2 separate regions of the Homo sapiens genome follow, and region 2 is linked to region 1. A link is an interaction called in ENCODE POLR2A ChIA-PET data of the cell type or tissue named here. Cell type or tissue: GM12878. All regions are shown on one strand. Each heading gives the region's core, and the rest is flanking DNA. Links, peaks and the distances in the headings are about the cores only.

Region 1 (8,131 bases), core at 2,684-6,683:
TCAGTTCTGAGTTCGGTCTCTCTTTTTACTCTTTCATTTCTCCCAACAGCTTTCTTCTTCTTCGTAGTGACCAAACTCCAAACTTTCTCATACTTATCTGGATTAATATTTTTGATTGGTATGTAGTCTTCATCTTCTTTTACTTCAGAGCAGTGATGGGTTTTCTTCTTGTGATTTTTACTTGTGTGTGAGTGACTTGACTTGGAGTCTTCTGCCTGCTCATCTAGTACAACATTATATTTTGCCTCCTATTTGGGCTTACTTTATCTTTCAGAACCAAATTAGATGGTTTATCCTGTTCCTTTGTATACTCCTTTAAATCACTCTTGGTGTATTTCCCACTTTTTCCTTCCATTTAACCTTTGTAACAGACTGGCTAAAATCCATGTTTTCTTCTGTCATCTATAAGTATATTGTCCATTTTGAAGAAGGCTTTCTCATAATCTTCTTCCTTTTCAAATTCAATAAAAGCATACATCTGTAATCCCAGCACTTTGGGAGGCCAGGGCAAGTGAATCACCTGAGGTCAGGAATTCGAGACCAGCCTGGCCAATATGGCAAAACCCTGTCTTTACTAAAAATACAAAAATTAGCCAGGTGTGGTGGCACACGCCTGTAGTCCCAGCTACTTGGGAGGCTAAGGGAGGAGAATCACTTGAACCCAGGAGGCAGAGGCTGCAGTGAGCCGAGATCGTGCCACTGCACTCCAGCTTAAGCAACAGAGTGAGACTCCATCTCAACAAAAAAAGAAAGAAAGAAAGAGAGACAGAAAGAAAGAGAGAAAGAGGGAGAGAGAAAGAAAGAAAGAAAGAAAAAAAGAGAAAGAAAGAAAGAAAGAAATAACAGAGGATTTCTCCTGTCTTCCAGTCCCAGATAACTTCACAACTTCTTATTGGCCCAAATCTAGAGAGTATTATATCCAGATCCTCATCTGTGGTCACTGGATTCAATTTGCATACACAGATTTTTCCGGAGGTTTAATATCTGCATCAGGTAGGTCTCCCACCATCTCTAAAAGTAAAGCCTGAGTTTTAGCTTCTTTTTCTGCCTTTATTTCTTCTACTTCTTCGGCTGACCTTCGTTTGAAATGATCAATTTCTTCATTTGTGTCAACTCTACCACTCTTTAATTGTTCCCTTGTAGGTTCTGGTGATTGATCAGGGATTAATAAATCAGGAATGTCATCAAAATGGACCATCTAAAATCACTATATAATTTATCCTGATATCCTGATATGGTACAAAGTCCTTGTCAACAAAGGTCTCATTTATTTTCTTAATTATGTCAATGCCTTCTGTCACCTCACCAAATACTGTATGGTACCATCAAGGTAATCTAGATTTTCTCCTGTAGTGATAAGAAACTGAGATCCATGTTGATCACTGTCATTATTCACCATGGACATTGTGCCCTTCTTCTTGTGCTTAATTCTTGGGACGTTTTCTGTCTCAAAAAAGCTTGCTTGATCACCATACAATCCTAGGCCAAAAATAGACTCTCCTCCATGACCAGTCCCTGTAGGATCAACAGTTTGTATGATAAAATACCTTTGTATACTGTGAATAAGGCAATAACTGTAATATTTTATTTTGTAATATCTCAAGAAATTAAAGCAGGCGAGTACCTTCTAGATGCTTGGCACTGCCATCACAAATGCCATTAAACTGTGGTACCTGCTCTCAAAAAGTTCACAGTTGCAAGGCTGCTGCTCAGTGTGCAAATTGACAACCACATTGCCCACAGTAGTCTCCAGTAGAACCGCCATGGCACCCACTTCTCCTCAGCTATAAGCCCTGGTGAGGTCACTAATATTCTTTAAGGCAAAAACTAAAAGTCAATAGAAACTGAAAATAGGTAAAGTCTGATTATAAGAAAGAAAAATAGGGCCAGGTCCAGTGGCTCACACCTATAATCCCAGCATTTTGGGAGGCCAAGGCAGGTGGATCACTTGAGGCCAGGAGTTCGAAACCCCATCTCTACTAAAAATACAAAAAATTAGCCAGGTGTGCTGGCACACTCCCATGGTCCCAGCTATTTGGGAGGCTGAGGCAGGAGGCAGAGGTTACAGTGAGCCAAGATTGTGCCACTGTGCTTCAGCCTGGGTGACACAGCGAGACACTGCCAGAAAGAAAGACAGAAAGACAGAAAGATAAAGAAAAAATAAAAGAAGAGAAAGAAAAATGGGTCACTGCATTCAACCAAAGTTTCAGGTAAATGGTGACATAACACATGAAAAGTTTGTCACTTCCCATTCTAGCTCAGCAATAGCAGATATTTAGACAAAGCCAATTCCTCCTTATCTCAACAGCCTCACAAGGCATCACTGCCCAAGATTACTACACAGTATTATTACTACATATTACTACATTACTACACAAGAAGCCACATTCAACAATACAGTTCAGACTTCTGCACTAATGTATATGTATGCATAGAAAGAAAGGGCCAGTGACATCATCCTAGGCTAAACTATAGTATAATATTATAATAGGTAAAGGCAGCAAGATACGTTAGATGTAAGTATGTTATAGAAACCATAGGATGAACCAATTAATATTTCAAGCTTCATCTAATGAAAGAAAAATACACATAAACAGAGTGGCAACTTCAAAACAGAACACCAGAAAAAGCTCAAGCTAACTTAGAAATAAACAATTCATATATAAAATCTAAAACTCAGTGACAATAGCATATTTCTGAACAAGGATAACTCATTTAAAATCTGCTAAGAATTTGACCCACTATTTGTTACCTAAAAAGATAAAAAGTGAGCAAATGCAATTCCCTGAATGCGTTTTTTTTACAAACTAAGAGGTCACTCTGGCATGTAAAGTATTAATAGACCTTTGAAATACACTTTTTAAGCTCTATGATCGAAATATTGCAGAATACTGTAGCTTTTTTCAAAAATCTAATCTCTGAGCACAGTCTAAATCCTCACTTTTGCAATACTAATGAAACTGCATTTAGCAATGTTTGCCAACACCAGTTTAGTTAAGTCCTAGACACTTAAATGATCTGACATAAAGCAGGAAGAGGACTGTTGATTGATTCTTTTAAGGTCAATGTGTCAGAGTAACTCCAAGAATACTTTAGAAGAAATAAAATGACACTTACAAAACTTCGAAAGATATTATAAATACATTTTGTTTATAATTAGCTAATATAAACCAATCTATATTTTACTATGATATTTTTGTACCTTCATAGAAAGATCACTTCACAAGTTTGTATGAGGAATAGTAAAGTTTCCATATGGCTAGACTTGATGTAACCCTGAGCCACTGAGTCCTACTGTTTTTATTATCTTCTAAGATACCAGCATTACACTTCACTAATTCAATGTACAACTGATATATTTAACTAGAAAAGTAAATATAATTACAGAAGAAATGTTATGAGAAACTTTATCCATCACAAAGACTCTATATAATACTTTTGCTCTCCTAACAATAAACACAATTTCTAATGTTACTTATAAAAGAAAATCGTTTCCACATTAACTACTATGCAGAACTTATAGTAAGCACAAATGACATTGAAAAAATGCCAAAACACCCCAGAAGAAATTATTAAAATAGAGATTAAAATTTATTTTCTATATTACATCAACAAACCTAAAAGAAGTGAAAGAGCCAAGTACATATAAATAATTTTTTTAAGGTAGTGTGCATTGCTTTGCCATGACAGTGTTGTATAAAAAGATACTATGTTAAATGTTGCTAAAATATCAAAGGATGATAAATGTAGAGAATCATAATTATGGGGCTGAAGGTAGCCTTATAATACATTACAAATGGGCAGATTTTTTAAAGTTTACATTGCCAAATATGAATACACAAAAAAGAGACCTTATTCTACCCAGATTTTGAAATTTCATGTGAAAGGAAGTTTTTAAAAATAAAATGCTAAATTCTGTCTAAACAAAGTGATAGGTCCTTTAGGGACCAAAGGGAAGGCCCAATGATGGCATAATTACTGGGGATACTTACAGCTATTTTAAGTTCCATGCACCCTAGCGTCTAGTCCCATTTAGCTTTCTCTTCTTCCCTCACCGCCCCAAAGCTATATTTAGCCTTTCTATGACTTAACTGTATAAGCAGTGGGATAATACATTGTGCATACTTTCCTGCCCCATAACTAACTGGGTTCCAACAACAACTTTCAGCTATCTTGAAGTCAGGACTTAGAGCATTACAAGAGCCCTGTGCATGCTGCCTGACCTTGGGCAAATTACTTAACTTCCCAGGACCTCATTTCCTCATCTGTGAAAAGAGGTTAATAAAAGTACCTTATATTGGATTCTACCAAAGATTATTAGTTGGCATAAAGGCTCAATAAATAAAAATTTTAAGAATCATCTAGTCTAATAAACTTTCTTTTCCTTTAAATAGCTCAATCTTTTCCCTACCCAACCAAAATCTTAAAAAGTCTATCCCCTTCATTTTAAAGACACAGAAGATAAGATGCAGAGTTAGTGGCTTGTCATAAGACAAATGTCAAAACTGAAAAGAGAACTCAGGTTTCTTGACTCCAAATCTAGTATTTCCCAGGATACATTTATGCCTCTACGACATGTCTATGGAACCATTTGGAAAATAATTGCTTTGGCCTTTCATTTGATAATTAGTTCTAGAGAAAACAGCCCGGTTATACTATCAAGGACCAGTTCAGTCAAACATGCTTTGCTCCACCTTCATCAGAAAAACAGGAAATAATCCCAAAAGCAAATTTATAGAATCAGTTATAGCACAAGTCTAGTCAGTCAATACTCATTCAGTCTTATTCTCAATATCATCTATAGTAATCAATTTTATGTATATGTTATCAATAAGTTATTAATAAAGCTAATCAAGCCACAAGGAGTTCGTTTATGTCTTGTTCACTGTGCTTAACAATCAAGTGTGTAATGACGTTAGAAAATGTTTCATCAGAAAGCTAATTTTTTAGTAATGTAAAAGTTAAAATTAGCTATACGGACTATTCACAAAAGTTTTCTTTATGGCTACAGAGAATAAATAAGGAATTATTACTGTCAGTAGTTAATAAGTATTTGATCTTCAGTAACACTAGACAGGAAGTTGTAGCAGTTTTCACCTTTTCATTACGAAACACATCTAGATGGTTGGTGGATTTCTTAACTTTTTTTTTTTTTTTGAGACAACACCCCACTCTAGCACCCAGGCTGGAGTGCAGTAGGGTGATTTCAGCTCACTGTAACCTCTGCCGCCTGGGCTCAAGTGATCCTCCTTGAGGATCACTCAGGAGGATCCTGAGTAGCTGGACTACAGGAGTGTCCCACCATGCCCAGGCTAATTTTTATATTTTGCGCAGAGGCAAGGTCTTGTCATGTTGCTCAGGTTGGTCTTGAAATCCTGAACTCAAGCCATCTGCCTGCCTCAGCTTCCCAAAGTGCTGGGATTACAGGTGTGAGCCACCATGCCCAGCAGGATTTCTTAACAATTCTAATAACCTGGTAGACAATTTTGGACACTGACCTTGCCACACAACCGTGGGTTACTAGTTTTCCTTTCCTTTCTTTTATTTCCTTTTTCCTTTCTCCTTTCCTTTTTCCTTTCCTTTTTTTTTTTTTTTTTTTGAGATGGAGTTTCACTCTTGTTGCCCAAGCTGGAGTGCAATGGCATGATCTCAGCTCACTGCAACCTCCACCTCCCAGGTTCAAGCAACTTTCGTGTCTCAGCCTCCCGAGTAACTGGGATTATAGAGGTGTACCACCATGCCCGGCTAATTTCTGTATTTTTAGTAGAGACAGGGTTTCACCATGTTGGCCAAGCTGGTCTCAAACTCCTGATCTCAAGTAATCTGCCCACCACAGCCTCCCAAAGTGCTGGGATTACAGGCATGAGCCACTGCGCCCAGCCCACTAGCTTCTTTAAATCATCATTCTTTTTGGTGAGCCATCATTAAGGTATACGATGGTGGACTTCATTAAGTTATATACGTACACTGTTCAACCCACAAATTGCAGATTCTTGGAAGCCTGTTGTCTTTTGGGAGGGCTGAATCAACCTAGTGCCAGTTGCTGGGACAATCACTTGAGACCAGTCTCTGTTTAGTGATTCCTGAAGCTTCCATCAGTTTAGCACCATATGTAATTAACTTTTAACATTTATGAAGAGAGAAAAGGGGAGAAAAGCACTTATATTCACTACAAAGTGATTCGAGGACAGTACCGATTCTGAATACACACAAGAAAGCCCAGATACAATCATGTTCCTATCTTCAGAAACAAGAATTTCTCTCTCTATCTCAGAAACAAGGATTTCTCTCTCTCACACACACATTCTCTCTGTCTCTTTCTCCTTATATGCAAGAAAGAAATGGAGAAAAATGGCCAATCCATCTATATTTTATTTTAGTTACATTCAACAAACTAGGTCTCACATTTTTAGACATTCTGAAAATGTCAGACCATACCCCAGCACAGCGTAATAGTGCCATGGAAACAAAAGAAAACCAATTCCTTTGTCATTCTTTTAGCTTAGAAATCACAGCTGATCATCAACATTAGAGTCTTTTTGAGTTAGGAGCAACAGCATAGTCTTATGGAATGAACACTGGATCTGGAATGAGAAGATCCACATCCTAAATCCTTGCTGAATCAAAGTATACATTGCTTGGTATATAGTTAGCACACAAATATATGTTTTCTTCTTTCCTACCTAAAACTAGAGACACAGCATAGTATAGGGGAAGTCACTGAGGTATTCATGAACTTGGTATGTGCCTTAGTAACATTCACTTGGAATAAACAACACTGCTTAAAGGTATCTGCCATGTTTGTTCATGCTACAATGAAATACTTTTCCACAATTTGTTCGTAAGTAAAATCCTTAGATTTTTCAGAATTACTGCTAATCCATTATAATTTGTCTTTCAGAATAAGCACAAAAATTCTTCCAGAATAGCCAAATGATGAGTCAACTTATGGTCACTTTCAAGGGTCCAAATGAAGAGCAGAGGGAAATACAGGTAGTATCTGCCTTCCATCAGTTCCCTAGGCTTTCTATATCAATATATGAGTACTTGTGTTCCCTTTCCTCCACTTACTTTTGGCAGAAACCAGAAGTTAGATATTTTCAACCTCTCGTTAAAATAATTAAACAGTATGTAGCACAAAAAGAGTGTCAGTGATTTAGCTTCTTAGACACTTAATAAAAGAATAAATTATATACTGAAGACAAAAAGCAGTGCCAGACACAGACTAGGACAGGGGCTGCCAGAAAGTCTATCTTAGTGGTGTCTGGAAATGTTAAGTTCTGGAGAAAAGACCAAACTAAAATTAAGAAGAACTAAGTCATTAGACTATACTCTTTGGCAGATTATTAACTACCTGTGAACATTTTAATAAAACAGACTTTTAGAATTTTTTAAAATTTCAGACTAAGGAAAACCCTCTCCGACTAGCCATTTGTTGAACACTGTCATTTATTTCCATTCCACTCACTGCTGTGGAGCCCAGTTACTCCCTTATTTTCTTATTCACATGTAGTCTGACTTATCACAAGTAAAACAAAAATCACAAGGACGCCATTATCCTTCAACATTTCCCCAAAGTACAAATCCTAATTTGCATTAAGTCCTTACAGAAACGTACACGGCAGTCCTTCTGTAAAAAGTACTGTAATTAATAAAATGATTTCCAGTTCGATATATACACACAGAACTTTACATACAGTTAAAAACTGATTAAGATGATTTACACATGCTAGGTATTCAATATTCAATACGCTTACAATAACAGTTATTTGAGAGGAATATAATCTTTGAACATAAGACAATAGATTTTGATTAAATAACTATAAATTCATTTATCTATTTTGCTATTCACTGATTGATCTAGAAATTTTAGGCACCATGAGATAACTGATGGAAAAAAATAGTTCTGTAAATAATGAACACTGCTGCTCTCTAGCATAGTTTTCTGAGAATGAAAACCTTTCCCAAAAGTCAGTATGTGAAACCTGTCTCTTTAGAAAAAGCTAAAACATTAATGTAGAAGAAAGCTTTGAAACAAGTATCTATAAGCACTCAAGGAAAATTAATTAATTTTAAAATGGAAAGGGAGGATCTTAATTTTCAAGAATAGCCTGAGAATAAAACTTTATAG
Region 2 (8,131 bases), core at 2,525-6,524, 400 kb after region 1:
TGCATATTAAAAACAGCCAGCTAATCAAAGTGATCAAAAGCTTAATATCTCTTCTACATTTCTTAAACCATAAATAGAAATCAGAGGGTGACTTTTACCCTCAGAAAAATGAGCTCAGAGAATAAGGGTTTTGGGCTGCTCTGCCTATGGAGTAGCCATTCTTTTATTCCTTTACTTTCTTAATAAAGTTGCACTTTACTCTTGAAAAAAAAAAAAAAGGGGGGGGTTTGGGTTTTGATTCAGACTGGAAAATTTGGCAAAGACAATAAGCAAAACATTTCTACCCTTATAAAACTCATGCCCATGTGTGCAAACTCTGTGCAGGGAAGCAGATCTTTTACTTTTCAAGTTCTCAATCCAGGCAGGGTCTTATATAAGTTATTCCTGTGTATGTTCCCATATATGTATGTTATTGCTTACTAAATGAAGAAAAGTGAAGTCATCCTACCAGAATCACTGTCAACTTTAACAAGTTTATTAATGTAAAGGTATTTCAAAAACACTTATAGTAAATATTGCATCTCAAGACTGCAATATTCAAAATCATTTTATTTTCCTATTCCTAAATATATAATGCAGACACTTATGTATATAAGTGTCAATGCAAAGTGCAGAAAGTAATATTTCAATACTTTAATTACAGTATTACACTTACAATTTTTCCAGGACAAAATGAACTACAAGAATTACCACAGAACTGCATTTAGACCCATTTGCAAGAAAGCATTTGTTACCAATAGTCTTTTAAACATTTGTTCTTAGCAGTTTAGATGCATGCTGATAAGCTGCTAACTTTGCCTTCAGCAGTATGGCTGCCTAGTCTTCTAACCGAAGTTCAGCTTCAAAAGAAAAAACTGAATTTTCCTTTAACTTTGACTTTTAAGTATTTTCTACACTTATTATATAAGTTTTCTTAATCTATTTCTTGATTCTAATCTTTTTCTTTCTTTTCCAAATAAAGCAGTGTTTCCCACTTTATGTTCTTAACAGCTTTATATTCCTCATTTCTATAAACACTTTCCCAAGTTACTTTGTGCTTGCTTCCTTTGCCTAATACATTAGATTTAAGGTCTTTTAAAATAAAAATAAAAATAGCAAAGAAGTATCTTTGGATTTTGTATAGAACAATTTACTTCTAAATGGAAAAGAATGTTTGACTCAGAGAAGTCTTCTCTTCAGTCCTTAAAATCACTGGAAAGATACATTTTCCCTATTGTTAGTATGGGTGTTTAAATCGACCACCAAATTTCCCAGGTACACAAGATAGGAAAGTATCACCCTTTCAAGTTATAGCAAAATTATAATTAGAAATGGCTTTAAATATCAATTCTTTTTTCCATCATCACCTATTTTCTATTGCACTCTTAAATGAGGGAGACTTTTGTTAGAGCAAAGGTGAAGGAAAAGATGCCAATCTGAGCAAAACATTGACTTTTTTAACTTTTAGACTACAAAAAAAATTACAGTGAATTTCATGTTTTTCTCTATGCTACAGCTAAACTATAATGGTTTCAAAATGGACCAGCAAGTAAGGATTCAGTATTCTGAATATTCAAAAATTATTTTTTAGGTGTACTAAAGACCAATAGCTATATATATTTTAGTTATTTCCAAGCGAAATATTCCTGATAAGAAAAAAACCCCTGAGGTTTTGTATTAGGATTTGTTTTTCCGAGGATCCTCTGGCAAAATGCCAGAGTAAAAAAACCTTATCTCTTTCTTTTTAAAAAATACTAAATGAAAACTGTATTTTAATCACCAGATTCAAGAAGCAATTTGAAGATCAAAGTATGCTTTTTATAACAATTTGTATTAGCCTAAATAAAAGTGTCATTCAGAGTTTCTTAAAGGTCAAACAATAACCATCCCAAAGAAAGTATAAACTAAAACACTCAAATATGGATCGTAAAAATACTTGTAGGCTAAAGTAGCCCTAATCTTTAAGAAAATATATTTTAAAAAATGTTATGTGAACTATCTTTAAGAGAAAACATTGAAAATGGACACACTTGAGCACTCCTTATAATATTATACTAACATTTAAGACACATCTTTGTTTTTACAGCCCTAAACCAAGGCATAAGAGATGAGCTAAGTATTTACTGTTATAGATATACTGCTGTGTTTTCTCCTCCAACAAAAATTAAATTAAAATTTTAAGTGATTAGATATTTGAAAATTATTAGCCTCTTTTCTTTAAAAGATTCCATGAACTGCTAACATCTTAGATTATAACTAATATCTTAGTTTATAACCTAATACCTTTTTCAGAAGATGCCCCTTCATTCAGGATTTGGATTGCTCGGCGAATATCCAAGTTGAACAATGCCACAGCAGCAGCTCTTTCCCATTCCCCTTCTTGTACAAGGGAGTTCAAAAATGGCCCCACGTCTACATCCGTTCCTTTCTTTATCCACCCACAAAGCTGTAAAGCTAAGATTCTCTCTTCATTTAAATTTTGAATATCACTTTGCTTATCCAACCCACTCCAATTATGTCTGCTGCTTTCCACCATTCCTAAAAACAGAAAACATTTTTATATTGTTTTATTTCAAAATATATTTGGAAAGTAAGTCAGTTTTACAGAGAACTATGTTGACACATTTAGAATATTTAACTTCTCGGCCATAATTTTATGATAGTGTAAATATGAACTATGCCACAAATACAACATATTTTGCATGTTTTTAAGTACAGTAGCTCCTTGAGTTAGCAAAGAACTACTGAAATAAGAGCAAATGCTCAGATGGACTAAACTGAGTTACTGCCTGGCCACCTAATCTAAAATAGACATACTTGTTATTATCTAACTCACCACCCATTGTTTCCTCTATTTCCTTTAGCACTTAATATGTGCTCCCATTTATTAATTTATTTTTCAGTCTTATCTCTTCTCCCAGTAGCGCATAAGCTCCAAAAGGGCAGGTGTCTTGTCTGTTTTATTCACAAGGTATCCCTACTGTCTGAAATCCAGTAGAAGTGATCTTGCTTTCTTCCTTCTTTCTCTGTACATTAAAAAACAAGATTACAGACTTCAAAGTACTTTGAAAGTTTAAGGTAAGTAATAATTTTAAAATATAATGGGACTAACTTGAGGGCTATTTTTCCCCTTACTAAATCAGAAAACTTCATTTCTCATTCTTTTTTCAGAACAAACCCTTGCCTTCACATAGCATTATTTATACTGCAATCAAGGCAGTTGATCCTAATGACATGGTAATTTCACTTAGGATGATACTTAGTGCCAAATAAAGTCAAAACGAATAAAGATGACACTTAAGAACTATAATAACAAATTCTTAAATGTTCTAGAAAGTTTTACCACCAAAATTGTCATTATATAATTATGTTTTTTAACAAAAAGGATTTTCAGAATAAACTAAATTATGAATTAGGCAACATGAATGTCCAACATTACCAACTTTTTATTTTTTGTAGTAATTTACCTTTGTAATTTACAGTAATTATATATTTATATATTTACATACAATACTGCAATTATACATTTGTAAATAACTAGATCAACAGCAGACAGTTTCTAGAATTCCTCATTCAACCTGTTGGTTGTAGGCAGAACTGTTAAAAACGGCTGCATTCCTGTCCTGGCCCGCCCTCCCGCCCCGCCAACCACACTCTTGTGTAAACCCCTCCCCTTGCGTACAGGTAGAATCTGTAACTTGTCTCGAGATAACAGAATACAGCAGAGGTGAAAGCATTTTGCAGATATAATTAAGGCCCTTACTCAGTTCACCGAGCGAATCAAGGGAAGATTATCCTGTGTGGGCCTGACCTAATTAAGTAAGTCCTTTGAAAGACAGTCTCGAGGTAAGAGAGAAGCAGCAGGAGACAGATCTCCTGCTGATGATCTTGAAGATGTAAAAGCTGCTGTGCTCTGAGAGGGTCTGTGAGAAGGCCACGTGGCAAGGAACTGTGAATAGCCTCTAAGGAGCTGAGAGCAATTTCTGGCCATTAGCCCTCAAGAAAATGGCTACCTCAGTCCCACAGTTGCAAGGAACTGAATTCTGCCAACAACTCCATGAACTTGGAAGAGCACTCCAACCTCTAGAAATAAATACAATTTGGCTGATACCTTCTGGTTAGCCTTTTTGAGACTCTCAACAGAGGACCCAGCTAAGGTGTGCCCAGACTCCTGACCCATGGAAATGACGAGATAGTAAATGAATGAAAATACACTACCAAAGTTAATTTAGCTACAGTCATTCTGGTCAAGGAATTAAAGGCATAAACAAACACAAGCAAAAATAAGAAAATATTAAAAACTTGTCATTTGCAAGTTAAATTACATATATAAAATTTTTCTTTTCTTTTTTTGAGATGGAGTCTTGCTCTGTCACCCAGGCTGGAGTGCAATGGCACACGATCTCAGCTCACTGCAACCTCCGCCTCCCAGGTTCAAGCGATTCTCCTGCCTCAACAGGTGCACACCACCACACCCGGCTAATTTTTGTATTTTTAGTAGAGACCGGGTTTCGCCATGTTGGCCGGGCTGTTCTCGAAGTCCCGACCTCAGGTGATCCACCCACCTCAGCCTCCCAAAGTGCTGGGATTACAGGCATGAGCCACCGTGCCCGGCCTATTTTTACTCTTTTCAAGTATTCAGACTAAATGATTTTTAAGAAAAATTTTAGGCCAGGCACCGTGGCTCATGCCTGTAATCCCAGCACTTTGGGAGGACGAGGTGGGCGGATCACCTGAGGTCGGGAGTTCGAGAACAGCCCAGCCAACATGGCAAAACCCGGTCTCTACTAAAAATACAAAAATTAGCCGGGTGTGGTGGTGTGCACCTGTAGTCCCAGCTTCTCGGGAGGCTGAGGCAGGAGAATCGCTTAAACCTGGGAGGCGGAGGTTGCAGTGAGCCGAGATCGCACCAGCCTGGGTGACAGAGTGAGATTCTGTCTCTTTAAAAAAAAAAAAAAAAAGGTAAAATAGTACATAGTCAAAGGTCTAAACTCTCTTTTATACCTAATTCATACTTTTAAAAACCTTGTGTGATTATCTGATTTTAGGCTGTGGCAAGTCTAAAATATTATGCATGTTAGTACATATTTTAAATTATATCCGATTGCTTTATGAAAAAGTTTCAAGATGTGTTATTTGTAAAATTTTGGAAATACAAAAATTAGTTAAATAATTCCACTTGAAGTTACGTATTTTTAACCTGACTATTGGAAACTATTGCCAATTCAGGTCAAGGAGTTAAGAGGAAACTTCCAAAAAGTTTTCTTACTTTAACAGCACTTCCTACCCACTAAAAAGAAGGAGCATGCTACTTTATTTGCAACCATGAGGGGAGTCAGCCCAAAGACAAAATCACTTTTAGCTTATGAAAGTGGATTTTTAAGGACTATAATGTGAAAACTTTTAACGATTAATGATAAAAGTTAACAAAACACTTATTAAAAAAATTAAAACATTCATTCTGAATAACAAATTTAAATTGTCAGGGCAGAATGCAGTCATTTAATTTCAGGTAGAGGCTGAGATGTATTATAAGGTGTGTATTTTCATATCTCTCCTATAAATTTTGGATTTAAAGCTGGTATTTAGTGATAATACAATTTTAAAACAGGTGAGCAAAAATCAGCAATTTATTTTTCAAATGGTTCCTTACAGCTTAATAATAATATTCTAATTTCTCAAAGAGTTTTTATTTTATAGAAATCATGTCATGGAACAGAATAGAGAACAATCCAGTCATGAGTTGATTAACAGTAGGGATACATTCTGAGAAATGTGTCATTACGCAATTTCGTTGTTGTATGAACATCACAGTGTACTTACACAAACCTAGATGGCATAGCCCACTACACACCTGGGCTACATGGGCCTGTTGCTCCTAGGCTATAAAGCAAGCTTGTCTAACCCACAGCCCAGGACAGCTCTGAATGCGGCCCAACACAAATTTGTAAACTTTCTTAAAACATTATGAGATTTTGGGGGGATTTTTTAAGAACTTTTTTATTTTTTAGCTCATCAGCTATTCTTAGTGTATTTTATGTGTGGCCCAAGACAATTCTTCCATTGTGGCCCAGGGAAGACAAGATTGGACACCTCTGCTTTATAGCAAGTTACTGTACTGAATACTGCAGGCAACTCTAACACAATGGTAAGTATTTGAGTACCTAAACACAGAAAAGGTAAAGTTAAAATACAGTATTAAATCTTATGGGGCCACCATTATATATGCAGTCGATTGTTAACAGAAACGTCATTGTGCAGTAGATGACTGAAAATGAATTCAAAGAGGTCACTGCTAGGAGGTAGAAATATTAATATGTCCTGCATGTTAAGAACATGGTTATTGTATCACATATTTTTTCTGCTTAGAGATCTTTTTATTGATAACTATGCTACAGTTGATTATCAGAATTATCAAATAAGCAATATGATGTCAGCATGGGTTTTAACTTATGAGTTTTACATATAAATTTTTAATATATCTCTGAAAACGAAGTAAAATATATTTATGCATGTTATGTACCACTAAAGTAACAAAATTTTATCTCCTAAATTTGAGACTGTCCTATACATAAATAACAGAAAACGTTTTACTGATGGCTGCGAGGAAAACAAGTTTATTTAAACATTAAAAATCAGGGTTTAGGCCAGGCACGATGGCTCATGCCTGTAATCCCAGCACTTTGGGAGCCCGAGGCAGGCAGATCACTTGAGGTTAGGAGTTTGAGACCAGCCTGGCCAATGTGGCAAAACCCTGTCTCTACAAAAAATACAAAAATTAGCCAGGTGTAATGGCATGCGCCTGTAATCCCAGCTACTCAGGAGGCTGAGGCACGAAAATCACTTGAACCCAGGAGGTGGAAGTTGCAGTGAGCCAAGATTGTGTCACTGCACTCCAGCCTGGGTGACAGAGAGAGAGACTCTGTCTCCAAAAAAAAAAAAATTAGGATTTAAACATTTCTTTCAAATCAGCAATCAGATACTATGCTCTTTGTAGCTACTAATTTGTTTCATTTTAATATCTATGTAGTAACTAAGCAATACAATTATCCAGTTTATAAGAAATCCTAGCTATTTTGCCCCTTGAAGTCATTTTGCATAGACAAATTCTCAGTTCTCTAGATTAGATTTTACCTTTTTGTTTGTTTGTTTTAAAGAAAAAGAGAGACAGGGTCTCTATGTAACCCAGACTGGTTTCAAACTCCCGGGCCCAAGCGATCCTCCTATCTCAACCTCCTGAGTAGCCGGAACTGTAGAGTTTACTCTTTAAGCATGAAAAATATTATTTTCATGATGGATTAAAGCAGGCCAATATTTTTTATACAACTTTCTGCCATCTTAAAAGGAAGGAATTATACCTACTAATAACACTGTGAACTTGCTATACAGGTCTGTAGAAGAGATTCCCTCAGAGCATGCATTCTTCTCATCCTGGTTGATCTAAGCACTTAGCCCATTCAATAAACTAGCCTCTCAGTTCCTTTGCTTCCTTATCTCCAGTGGTCTACACCTCCAAGACTTTAGCTACTCCTTTCACAGCCACACTTGAAACTGTCCTCCTCCAAAAGACCTACTTTCTAACCACAACCACATAGCCTTCCAAAAATCTCACTTCCTTATATTTTTCACAACCTCGCAGTGTCTTCACCACTATTATTTTTACTTATCAGTCTTATCCTGTCTTCATTTTCATCTCTATCCAAATAAGATCCCAAGGGTCAAGTGAACCACTCTCTTGCCAATATATTTAATTATCTTGCCCTACTGTCCTTTATTCTGCCTTCTGGTAAAATAATGTTACCCAGTAATCCTCCCATATTTCTCAAGACAGCTCTCTCTCCTCTTCTCCATATCCTCTTCCTACGACCTCCCTGCTCCTTCTCAACAGCAGCCATAAAATGGGAAATCCCTCAGCCTCTGGTTATTGAAACTCAAACATCCTGCATACAGCATCCTTTCCCCCTTTCCTCTGGCAAATGTGGAGGTGTGCACCCTTGTATCTAAAGCTAAAGAAACCTGTGCTCTGGATCCCATTCCCTCCCATTTCTAGGAACTTCGCTTCACTCCCTTCTCTCTGCATCTTTAACCTCTATGGGCTTCCTTCAATTAGCATTTAAACATGCTTAAATTAATCCCATGTTGAAAACAGAAA

The links. Peaks named below come from ENCODE experiments on the same cell type or tissue, not always from the same donor. Only the 100,000 strongest peaks of a DNase experiment are listed, where the experiment ranks them.
Region 2: POLR2A ChIA-PET joins it to region 1 with 6 read pairs; 6 of 35 experiments call an interaction of 5 or more read pairs at or near these places.

Annotation. Positions count from the first base shown.
Region 1 is chr7:7,973,948-7,982,078 of GRCh38, reverse strand. The region is part of intron 1 of GLCCI1 (glucocorticoid induced 1); the gene reads right to left. It also overlaps the pseudogene LOC100421597. Among named protein-coding and RNA genes, the nearest start is that of GLCCI1, 9.2 kb to the right of the region's middle. In GM12878, for the core only: no CTCF peak of the experiment used is centred there; no DNase peak of the experiment used is centred there; H3K4me3 peaks cover 1,626 bases; H3K27ac peaks cover 1,241 bases.
Region 2 is chr7:7,577,504-7,585,634 of GRCh38, reverse strand. MIOS (meiosis regulator for oocyte development) reads right to left here. Exons shown (of 13, transcript NM_019005.4): 6 at 2,263-2,517. Among named protein-coding and RNA genes, the nearest start is that of MIOS, 15 kb to the right of the region's middle. RefSeq lists a silencer at 7,430-7,630. In GM12878, for the core only: no CTCF peak of the experiment used is centred there; no DNase peak of the experiment used is centred there.